Regions from separate parts of the Homo sapiens genome. Here region 1 is linked to region 2. A link is a loop called in an ENCODE intact Hi-C map of the cell type or tissue named here. Cell type or tissue: CD4-positive, alpha-beta T cell. All regions are shown on one strand. Each heading gives the region's core, and the rest is flanking DNA. Links, peaks and the distances in the headings are about the cores only.

What was found. A loop is a pair of places that touch in the nucleus more often than their neighbours do. Peaks named below come from ENCODE experiments on the same cell type or tissue, not always from the same donor. Only the 100,000 strongest peaks of a DNase experiment are listed, where the experiment ranks them.
Region 1: it touches region 2 in a loop (2.2-fold over the local background); 5 of 110 quality-filtered maps call a loop at or near these places.

The regions. Positions count from the first base shown.
Region 1 is chr1:8,661,729-8,667,103 of GRCh38, reverse strand. The region is part of intron 1 of RERE (arginine-glutamic acid dipeptide repeats); the gene reads left to right. Among named protein-coding and RNA genes, the nearest start is that of RERE, 150 kb to the left of the region's middle. RefSeq lists an enhancer at 2,634-2,683. In CD4-positive, alpha-beta T cell, for the core only: no CTCF peak of the experiment used is centred there; a DNase peak (open chromatin) is centred at 2,883.
Region 2 is chr1:8,406,381-8,411,755 of GRCh38, reverse strand. All of the region lies in intron 12 of RERE (arginine-glutamic acid dipeptide repeats), which reads left to right. Among named protein-coding and RNA genes, the nearest start is that of RERE-AS1, 16 kb to the left of the region's middle. In CD4-positive, alpha-beta T cell, for the core only: a CTCF peak has its summit at 2,581; DNase peaks (open chromatin) are centred at 2,505 and 3,895; H3K27ac peaks cover 2,204 bases.

The sequences.
Region 1 (5,375 bases), core at 251-5,250, 260 kb before region 2:
CTCAAAGGAGATGAGGAAGTGCTACTATCAGCATTAAACCCAGTCCTCATTAAAGGGTTTATTTTTTGCTGCCTTCTGCTCTGATACCACAAAGGCTGCTCTTTGAATTTGACCTGGGCATCCCATTGCAGTTATTTAGGTTCCTTAAATAAGCCGTATATTCTGAGAATGAGTATATAAACTCTTAGCAGGATTGATTGAGTTTACTCATTAACCTCAGAGGTAGAGAATCGTGCAGGGGTATATGTAGCTCTTTGCTTATGTGGTTGGTTTGGGTCAGGTGGAAGAACTTTAAAACATGGAAAAACTCTCAATACCACATAACTTTCAGATAAAAAGCTGTTTTATTTCTGTCTGAGTTTGCAGATCTGCTGACTTCATATTTCAGTGATATCTTGCAGCTTCATCTGCAATTCTCTGGCATATTTTGAAGTATTCTCTACATCAGGTTACTGTTTATGAGAATGCCTTACTTCTTATTCAGTGAATACAAGTGTTAGAGTGACATTTCCCTTTCCAGAGCAAAAGCCATTACGTCTTCTTTCCCAGGCATGTTGATATGAAAGGCAACAGGAAAGGAAAATTGATTTCCCTTTGGAAGCAAGTCGCCCAGCTGTAGGGTGCCTGTTTGGTTTTCTGCTGCATGCTGGCTGCAGCTGCTTCTCTTGGAGGCAGGGCTAGCAGAGTAAGATGTTCATGTAGGTCTTCCACACGTGGACTGTCTCCTTGCCTTGTGTTCCTAAAGGAGGATGCTAACACATTTTTTGGATACACAATAAATGCAGAAATGGCACAGGCAAAAGTACTTGAGGTACCTCGGTTCCTTACTTAGGCTCTCAGAGAATATGGATTTGAAAGTAAGTTTGTTTGGCCGACACTAACAACTCTTGGTGGAAAACATCTCCTACTGCCAGATAAGATGAATGTTCCTAGACTGCTCTTTTCATCTCAGTAGCCTGGCAGCACCTTTTTCACTTAACCTACTGTATTGGATAACTCGGCTTTTAAGGCCATGTCATTTAAGGCAGGATGGCTTTGTGGTTAAGCATATAGGCTCTGGAGTCAGCTGCTTGGGTTCATATCCTAGGTCTCACACATAGTTGTGTGAGTTTGGTCAACTTGCTCAGCCTCTCAGTGCTTACTTTTGCATTGATAAGATATACATAACAGTAGTACTGACTGAATAAGGGTATAGCTAGGATATATGACCTGGCTTTCATATGTTTTTCCTGCATGGTTATTTGTTGTGTCTTTTTTCTCTCTCAGATGTATCCAGTTTGGATCATAAATTACATTGTCACCTTTGTTATAGTGAAGATTAAATGAGTTAACATGTGTAAAGTGCTTAGTGCATATTAAGTGCCCAGTGAGTGTTGGCTGCTTTATTATTTTGGGGGCATTCCATTATCCCTTCCACCTGCTCTACTTAAATTTACTTTGTACTGCTCTTTTTCCCCTGTAGCTGCTATTTAACTGAACACTCTCTTAAGTGAAGTTCCTCCCACCTGGACTGTCTTTCGCCTTCTCTTTGCGTCTCCTTATCCTACTCATGGTTTATGAACCAAATCAAGTACCTCTTCAGTTATTTATTCATGAAATATTTTCTTTCCCCAACACAAGTCTCATCATAATGCCCTCTTTACTGATCCAACGTATGTGTGAGAGGGTGGGAAGGAAGAAGAAATAATTTATTATTCCTCTTTCTGTGCCAGGCAGTGAGTTAAGGAATTGGAAATACAGCAAAGGGCAAAAAACAGTCAAGGGTCAGTCCCTCAAGGAACTTCTAGCTGGGAGGTGGAGATAGAAGCTAACCAAATCACACAAGTAAATGTAAAGTTACAGTTGTGGAAAATGCTATGAAGGGAATTTAACCTGTTTTGAACAAGAAAGCTATCCTCAGGACGTTGCTGTTGAGCTATGACTTGAAGGAAGGGTAGGAGGCACCTAGGCCAGACGAAGAGCATTACAAAGGGTAGGAAGAACCTTAGCAAAGGACTCTGGGTAGGAAGGAGTGTGGTGTGTTCTGGGAACTGAGGGAGGGATAGTGTGGCTGGGTGTAGACTGAAAGACAGTGCTGAGAGATGAAGCGAAAAAAGGATAAGCACCTTGCAGATCATGATAAGGATTTGGATTTTTAATGTACCAAAGTGAAGAGTCACTGACGTATTGTAAAGTGGGGATTGACATAATGTCATTAGCCTTTTTAAAGGAACACCCTGGCTGCAGTACAGTAAAATAATTGTAGGAGTTCAGAGGAGTGGATTTGAAGAGACTAATCAAGAACCTGATTCAAGTGGTCCAGGAAAGCCATACTAGTAGATTGAACTAAGATTTGTGATGTTGGAGGTGTTTGGAGGTATAAGTTTGAGAGAAATTTATAAGGTAACAATGAGATAATTTGTTGATGATGGGATGTAGGGATTAAAGAGAGGAGACAGGAGGATTGCTTGAGCCCAGGAGTTCAAGACTAGCCTGGGCAACAAAATGAGACCCTGTCTCTACAAAAAATTTTAAAAATTAGCCAGGCATGGTGGTGCACGCAGAGTATGCCTTTGGTTTGGGCATGTTGAGGTACCTTTGAGATATCCAAGAAGAGACCCCAGGTGAACAGTTTTCACATGTGTCTGAAGCTGAAGGGGAGATCTGGTAGACATGTACTTGTGTGGATCCTCCTGTGTGTCCTGGTATCTGATTGGTGATGAACGCATTATATATGAGATTGGCCAGGTAGAAAGTAGAGGATGAGAAAAGAGGGAGTGCCCCAACAGAACTTCTACACTGGTTGGCCTAGTATAAGAAGTGGAGGGAGCAGTTAGATAGGCCCTGGAGAGGATCGTGTCTAGAAAGTGAAAGGAAAAGAGGCCTTCCAGGAGGGTGTGTGGCCAGCCCCTGTCAGCTGCTACTGAATAATCAAATAATGATGAGGAAAATGCTCTCCTGAATTTGCTGCAGAGAGGAAATTGCTTGAGTGGGAGTTGCTTCACGGAATATGACATGGTAGACATGGTCCTTGCCTTTGTGGACTTTGCAGTTAGTGGGGAAGTGATGTAAGTTAACAACTGATAACACTAGTGGGATCAATGAGGGCCATTTTACAGGCAGGATTGGGGGGCAAAGAGAAGGCTGGACTCTGGGTAGGTCTGGGAGGCCTCCTGGAATTGGAGAGCAGAAACACTGGAGACTCTGAGGGTCAGTAGAAGGTACACAGACAAAGGGGCGGGGAACAGTATTCCCAGCAGTTGGGTTCTAGGGACTGAAGGAGTGTCTTGAGGCAGCAGGAGGAGCATGCAGGAGGGGTGGAGGTGGAAGCAGTAGGGGAGAGGTGAGGCTGGAGAGGTGAAGGGGCAGCCCCATAATCTTTGAAAAGGAATAGTGGGCATTGTATGCTTTAAATGAATTGTATGCTTTAAATGGTGATTCATATGGAACGTGAATTATATCTGAATTGAGCTATTATGAAAAAAAGTGGTGGGACGTCAGATATGCTGGCTGGCTGGCTGCACTGGAGGACAGATGGGAGGAAGGCTAAGGCAAACAATGTTTTGTAGTCACAAAGATCTGTTAGAAAGCAGTTGTATTCATCTGCATGAGGGATGATGATGGCTTGAAGTAGGTAAGCTAAGATTCAGTTGGAGCAGTGGGTCCATTACAGAGGTGTTCAGGATGTGTCTGGTAGACTAAGTGCTAAGCAAAAATGCCTAGAGTATGGTCAGGCATTTGAAAAATATAAGTATGTCTTACTGTGGTTGAGTGAGGAAGAATTAACTGGAGGACTTCGCTCACTGTATTTAGTCAAAAGTCAAACATCCTAACAAATAGCCTGGCTTGAGCAATGGAGATGAGTAGAGCTTGAGGATTGGGAACTCAGGAGGGAGGGGCAGATTTCCATGGATAAGTGAATTTTACATGACCCAAGAGGAAATATTTTTAATTTTTTTCTTCATTTGTAGTTAATTCTCCATGATTTGTTTCTTAATCATGGAACTGGATAGATTTTACCCCCGCCCAAATAGTTAAGTTTCTTGAGGATAGGGGTGTTTTGGCTACCTTTATATCTTCCATAGCTTATTATCTACCATAGTAGATGTAAATCATGACTGAAATAAATACATATTATTGATATTTTACATTTGTAAAGCACTTTGCAATCTATAAGTACAATTTACATATAGTATACTTGTGTAATTCTCAACAGCAGCATTGTGAAATAGGTAGGTCTTGTCCCCTTTTACAGCAATGAAACTGCGACTCAGACAGGTAGAGTGATTTGCCCAAGGCAGTGCAGCAAGCGGCAGTGCTAAGAACTTGGATCTTGGCTTCTCAGTCCAGTATCCCCAGTTCTGTCCTGGGCCCCTTCCTTAAGCTTAAGTACTGACAGGAAGTGGTTTTCTTTTTTTGTTTTTTAAGAGACAGGGTCTCACTCTGTTCCCTAGGCTGGAGTGCAGTGGTGGTGATCACAGCCCATTGTAGCCTTGAACTCTTGGCCTCAAACAATCCTCCCACCTCCCACCTCAGCCTCCCAAGTAGCTAGGACTACAGGTCTGCACCACCACGCATAGCTAATTTTTAAATTTATTTTTCTTTTGTAAAGATGGGGTCTTGCTGTGTTTCCCAGGTTGGTCTCAAATGATTGCCTCCTTGCCTCAAATGATTTCTCCACTTTGTTATCCCACAGTGCTGGGATTATAGGCATGAGCCGCTGTATCCAGCCAGGAAGTGGTTCTCTTAAATGAGATTTGGACCATGAGTATGACTGAAATTTTTGTGCTTTGTCTGAATTGGTTTTGAGAAGTAGTGTGAGATGTTTGGGGGTGGTGTTGGCTTCATTTTGAAGAGGTAAGATGGTGTTTGTAGAGGCTGAAGTAACCTAAAATGAAGAGTAATTCTGTATATTGGCTCTGCTGAAAGCTTTGATTCTTTCCCCTAGATTAAGTGGGGAATCTAATAGGATCAAAAAACTGTGAGGAATCTGGCCTTCAGCTAAATAGGTGAAGCTGCCATTTTTTGAGCTTTGGCAACTGCCCACATATTCTTACTTAAGATGAAATGATGATGTATAATCTTCTAATCAGGAAATGATTGAGAGGAATATACTTAAAAGGAGTCCTAAGGGTACTGCCTTTGGAAATGTGTAACTCATAAGTCTATTTTGAATATCCTCTGCACTCAAGCGTGAGCAATAAATGTTCTCATGAGTTTTAAAAGTTTTGTCAAAAAGTTGTACTCACTTCCTGGGTGATCTCATTCAGTCTCATGGCTTTAAAAACTAAATTATTATCTCCAGCCTGGACCTCTGCCAACTTCGACTCTGTGATTTTCTAGGCTTCTTGATCAAGCTTAACACATTCAAAGCCAAATTCCTGGTCTCCCCATGA
Region 2 (5,375 bases), core at 113-5,112:
CTAAAAACCAAAACCTTTTAGTATATGTAATTTACTGGCTTAAAACTATAAATATTATAGTTTTAATAATTTTGTAGATCAGGAATTTAGGTGGGACTCAGCTGGCCATTTGTTTCCATGTCATGTATCCAAAGCTCACTCTGTAGTATCACCTGGTAGATGGGTTGACCTGAAAGGTCCAAGGTGGCTTCCCTTATGTGTCTGCCACCTTACGGGAGATGGGTGGGAAGCTGGCTCATCTGGGGCTATTAACCAGAATACTGGCATTTGTCCTGTCCTCTGGGGTGGATTTGCCCATCAAAACTTGAAGTTCTAGCAGGGCAGGGTAGATACTCCTACTATAGTTCCAACTACCTGGGAGGCTGAGGCAGGAGGATATCTTTAGTTCAGCCCGAGCAAGCTAGCAAGACCCCATCTCTTTAAAAAAAAAAAAAAAAAGACTTGAAGCCCTTATTTCTTTTGATCTTGTAAATCTATCAGGTGACTCAGGAGAAAAGTCCATGTGCCTCTCTCCATTTTATGGCCACCAGATGAGTTGAAGGATGTAATGCTTCTTTATGTAGTAATTTTGTATTTTTATTAAGATGTCCATGTTTACCAATAGGAATACCCATTTGTCCAATATATCTTAGACTCATACAAAAGTGTACCATTTTCTTTTGTACAGTACTCTGTTCTAGTTATTATTTCTCCAAATGCTACATACCTTACCAGGCATGTCTATAAATACTTACATTTGTTGCAACATTTTTCTGGAAATCTGTCATTTGGAATGTTTAACTAGATAGTGTGAATGTAAAATGCTCCTAGTTTATTCCTGATGCTAGTCAATCATCAAGCACTTACTGAACTTATTGAGCATGGGGAGAAAAATAGTGAGCTGCGGTTGTGCTCCCTGGGGGTGTCTTACTGGCTGCCACGGTGCATACTGGAGGGAAACCAAGTGCCGAACAATGTAGTGTGGATATTAAATAGTAATGGGAGGATGAAGGCTTGGGGAGTCTTGTGCATCCTGGAAGATGGACACTTGGGGCTTCAAGCTCTTTGAAGGATGGGTGTTTTCAATGTTAAAACTTGTTTGAAAGGCCTTGCCGAAGGAAGTCCTTGAAGTAGCTTTCTTGTCTGTTGAGGTATTTCTCACTACCTGAATCTTCTACAGCATTCCTGCAGACTGGGGACATCGAACCCATTAAATGAAGCCATTGTGGTTTTGAACAGTTCCATTTTTCGGGCCGCCTTCCTTTTATTAAGCTGAAATCTGTATCACTTCACCTTCCATACATTGTTCTGATCTCGTCCCTTGGAGACTTAGAGGATTCTTGCCATAACGTCTTCCTCATGGAGGCTCTTCATGTGGGCCTGTGTAGTTGGCACACCCCCTGCCTGGGCTTCTGGCTATAGGCTGCTCAGGCCTCTGCTTCCTGCAACAGCCGTTCTGGGTGAGGTCTTGTGGACCTTTATCATTCGGCCCTTTGTAAAAATTGATGTCTACAAAGAGGAGAAAGTGGCAACAATGGCCCCAGCCGTGTCCCCCAGCCAGGGCGGCCCCCCTCCCCTGCCCAGCCCTCCTTACCCAGCAGGCAGGCAGGTATGCATGCATGTGTGTTAACTTAGTGCCTCCTGGGTGTGCATCAGTGCACAGTTCCTAGACTAACATAAAGTCACATATAGGTTGTGTTTGTTCTGTTGAGTTGAGCATGTCTTTATCCCAGCTCTCATTTCCCACAATGAGAAAGCATTAATGTTCGGATTTAGTAAAAAAAAAAAAAAAAAAAAAAAAAAAATTGCCTGATTGAATAGTGCATACCCAGGCTAACCATTAATTACACCATTTCGACACTTAGAATGGACCTGAGCAAAGATTTCCAGTGCCAGAGCCCAACATCATCATGCATGAAATAGTAGGCTCTTTGCTCCTGGGAGAGGGACCATTAGCTTTGATCATGTCGCCAGGCCCTCCCCAGGAACTTGTCCATGCTGATAATCTTAGCACCAGTTAATTTCTCAACCCATTCCTACATGTTTTGATAAACTGTGGCTAAAGATTAAGATAGCAACCATTTAGCAGACATACGCCTTCATGAGTGTGCTGCTTTTGTTTCAAATCATCTGTTGAAAGAAAAGCTTGAAAGACAGAGTTCTCCATTTTGCCCTCTCATAAACAAAAATTCTGGAAATGAGCTGTTCACAGACTGGCCTAGGAGCCCTGGATTTTAAGGTAAAATCATTGCTTTGGGATTTGCTGTCAGTCCAAATTGGACTTTCTGCTTTTCATTGAGCCTTCCCCCTGCTTCTATTCCTCTCCCCAAAACAGTGCTGCTCACAGGAACTGTGTCCCGACAGAAGTGTGGACAGTTCTCCTTTTCTCTCTGCTGCCTCATGCGGTTGTTAGAACAAGCTAATTCCATCTGAGTAGGTAGTATAGCTTTTCTTTCTGTTTACTATTGCTGGGTGACAGGAGAGCAAGGGCAGAAGTTATGGTAGATAGCTCAGCTTTACAACCATTGTCGGGGCTAAACATGAATCCTCAGCAATCGGGTTGGCCATTCCTCTTCTCAAACGTTGTACTCCCTCTGCTGGTTTTGAGACAACTGATATTTCCTTAAGAAGTGTGAGGCTCTGCCTTCAAAACGGCACAGTCTCTTTTCCCCAGATCTGCAACTGTGTGTGTTGCACACCCACAAAGAAGACAGTTCTTTCTGGCTGTGGGGAAATGATTTCAGTTCTTGGGCAAGGATGGCAAGGAATAAATGTAGAAGAAATTCCTTTCTGATACCATTCTCCTACCTCACATCCTACCCCCAAATCATTGCGGGACATTTAGACTTGTTTGGGGGACCCCCAAACACAGCATTCTCAGGCGTTGTATTCACTTCTACTTGTTTTCTTTGACCACCACCACCTCCTGCCCCAAGCCCAGCCTCCACCTCCCCGCAGCACTCACGGCAGGAGTCATTTTTTATAGCACACATAACCTTTACACCAAAAGGAAAAAGTGCATTGCTTGTAACAAAATGAATCTCTTTTCTGCTTTTATTTTGAAAAGTCCTCCCTGTTGTTTAATGTGGAGGATATTCATGCTGAAAGCCTGTTCCAAGTAGGCATTTGTGCGTCCCAGAGGAACTTTTGATTTATTTCCTTAACTCTGCCCTCCTTTCTCTGTGGTTCAGAAACCTTTAATGATCTGTGAAGCTCAGAGACTTCAGTGCGAAACAGTAGTCGTTTTAAGAACCCCTCCCACTATATAAAAGGCCTGCCAGTTTCCACATGCTGGGTTTTTGACTCCCTGAAAGGCTGACCTCTTACAAATTTTGGTTGTACAGCAGGGCATCCTGGGTTGGGGCCTTGATAATGCTTTTGTGAAATCTTTTTCCCTCCTCCTCTTGCTCTCTTTGAAAGTTGTAATGAAAATTCCGGGCTCTTGGCCAGCCTGTGGGATGTGATACAGTAGAAATGTTTCTGGTGCCCTTTGTTACTACTCGGCTTTGATTAGGTTTATTTCCCGTAAGCTTGATTTTGCTAGCCCTTCCCCCACCCTCCCTTTTTTTAATGGCTGAGGAGGTTAACTTAGCCAAGGTTAAGCGTTTTATTATGCAGGCTGCTTCAACCTAGTAGAGTCACTTTGGCCAGGCTTTTGTGGCAGAGAGAGACAAGGGGAAGCTATGTTCTCCCTCTGTGTTTGCATTTCTTCCTCCCAAGGCTGCCTTTTACTTTTAATGCCAGCGTTCATAGAAGGTAACAAGCTAGGTAAGCTGTATTGGTTTCCCATTTCTTTACTCAGAATGTTCCAGGAAACCATTGTACAACTTGTCTTGAGATTTTGTTAGTCAAGGTAAAAATCATGGTAGACCTCTCTAGGGTTTCTGCCAGGTGGAGGGCAAGGCCTTGAGAGCCGCAGTTAACAGCAGCACGCCTTTGATCCTCCCTGTGGTTCTCTGTTTCAAAAGAAAGAAGTGGCTGCAGCTTTAAAAAGGTTTTAAATGCTGCTTTGACCTTGTATTTATAGCTCTTTCGCCCTTGCCATTAAGAACATTTTATAGACATCAGCTCAGCAGTCATCCCCATAAGTCTACGGGGGCTGCCAGTATCATTCCACATGCACAGGTGGAGAAACTGAGGCACGGTGATACTAAAAATGGCACCCTCACAGGTCTTGTCCAGGTCATGGGGTGGGGATGAGCCAAGAACTAGGGCCTTGAGAGGTAGGCTTCCCCCACAGAGCTTCTGTTGCAAGTGCTTGCATCTGGGACAAGATTTGCTTTTTATAGAAAAAAAAAGTGGAATTTTATTATCTTAGACATTCTTTGTTCACAGTAGGATTCCTTGGCCACCTTATAAAGTATAAATGTATGTGCTTCCTTTGTATCCTAGAGCTGTTGAGATGCGAACTGTCTCATAAGGTAGCAGAAAGCACTGTGATGGAAGCTTCTGTTTCATCGGTGTCCTGGAATCTGCTCCATCCCCTTCTCTAGGCAGCAATATGGTCCTGCTTCCTTCTGGGTTTAGGTCCTGGGAGCCTGTCACAATTCTGTCACACAAAAAGAGAATTCCGTAATGACCAGCACAGCTGTATCATTTCAAGGTTCTATGCTAAAAATGTGCAGATCACCAAATAGTTGGCCACTGAGAGAGCCTGTACCACAGAGGGTTTCCTAATGCGAATGCCTGCCCCAAACACTGCAGACAGCACTTTCTGGACTTCATCCTCCATGTTCATTAACTTTCCACTGATTTAACAGTTCTAACCAGAGTTATTCTTGATCTTTGATGAAGTAGATTTTTGAACCTCGGGTGTCGGGTGTTTTGTTGTGGAGATGATGCGGGCTCTGTAGCACATTTGTGGCAGGGTTCTTTTCACCCTCCACAAAGTTGTATGAGCTCTGACTCTTGCCTGGGCTGAAAATGCGGTCTAAAATTATATATGTACGTAGTACTTCTTAGGTTTTTTAAGATCCTCACTGGACTAAATGGAAGAGAATTCTAAATTCTCAACGTGTTCTAATTATTCTGAACTATTCTCCCTCTCCCAAAAACACATACAGATACACACAAATTTATTTTGTGTGTAACCCTTGACTTTCAGAAAGTTTGGGTTATTCTATGCATAATTTTTTAAAAAACCATTTGGTTTAAAATAATTTCAAACTTAAAGAATTTGCAAGAAGAGTATAAAGCATTCCCATATATTCTTTACCCAGATTCTCCAAATATTAACATCTTATCACATTATTTAACCCTCCTTTTGTGTGTGTGCGTGTGTGGTTTTCCCCCCACATGAACCATTTGAGAGTAAGTTGCGGACCTGTTGCCCCTTTATTCCTAAAAATGCACCTTAAAAAGTAAAAAAGTTGCATTACTGCTTTCTTCTCTTGAAA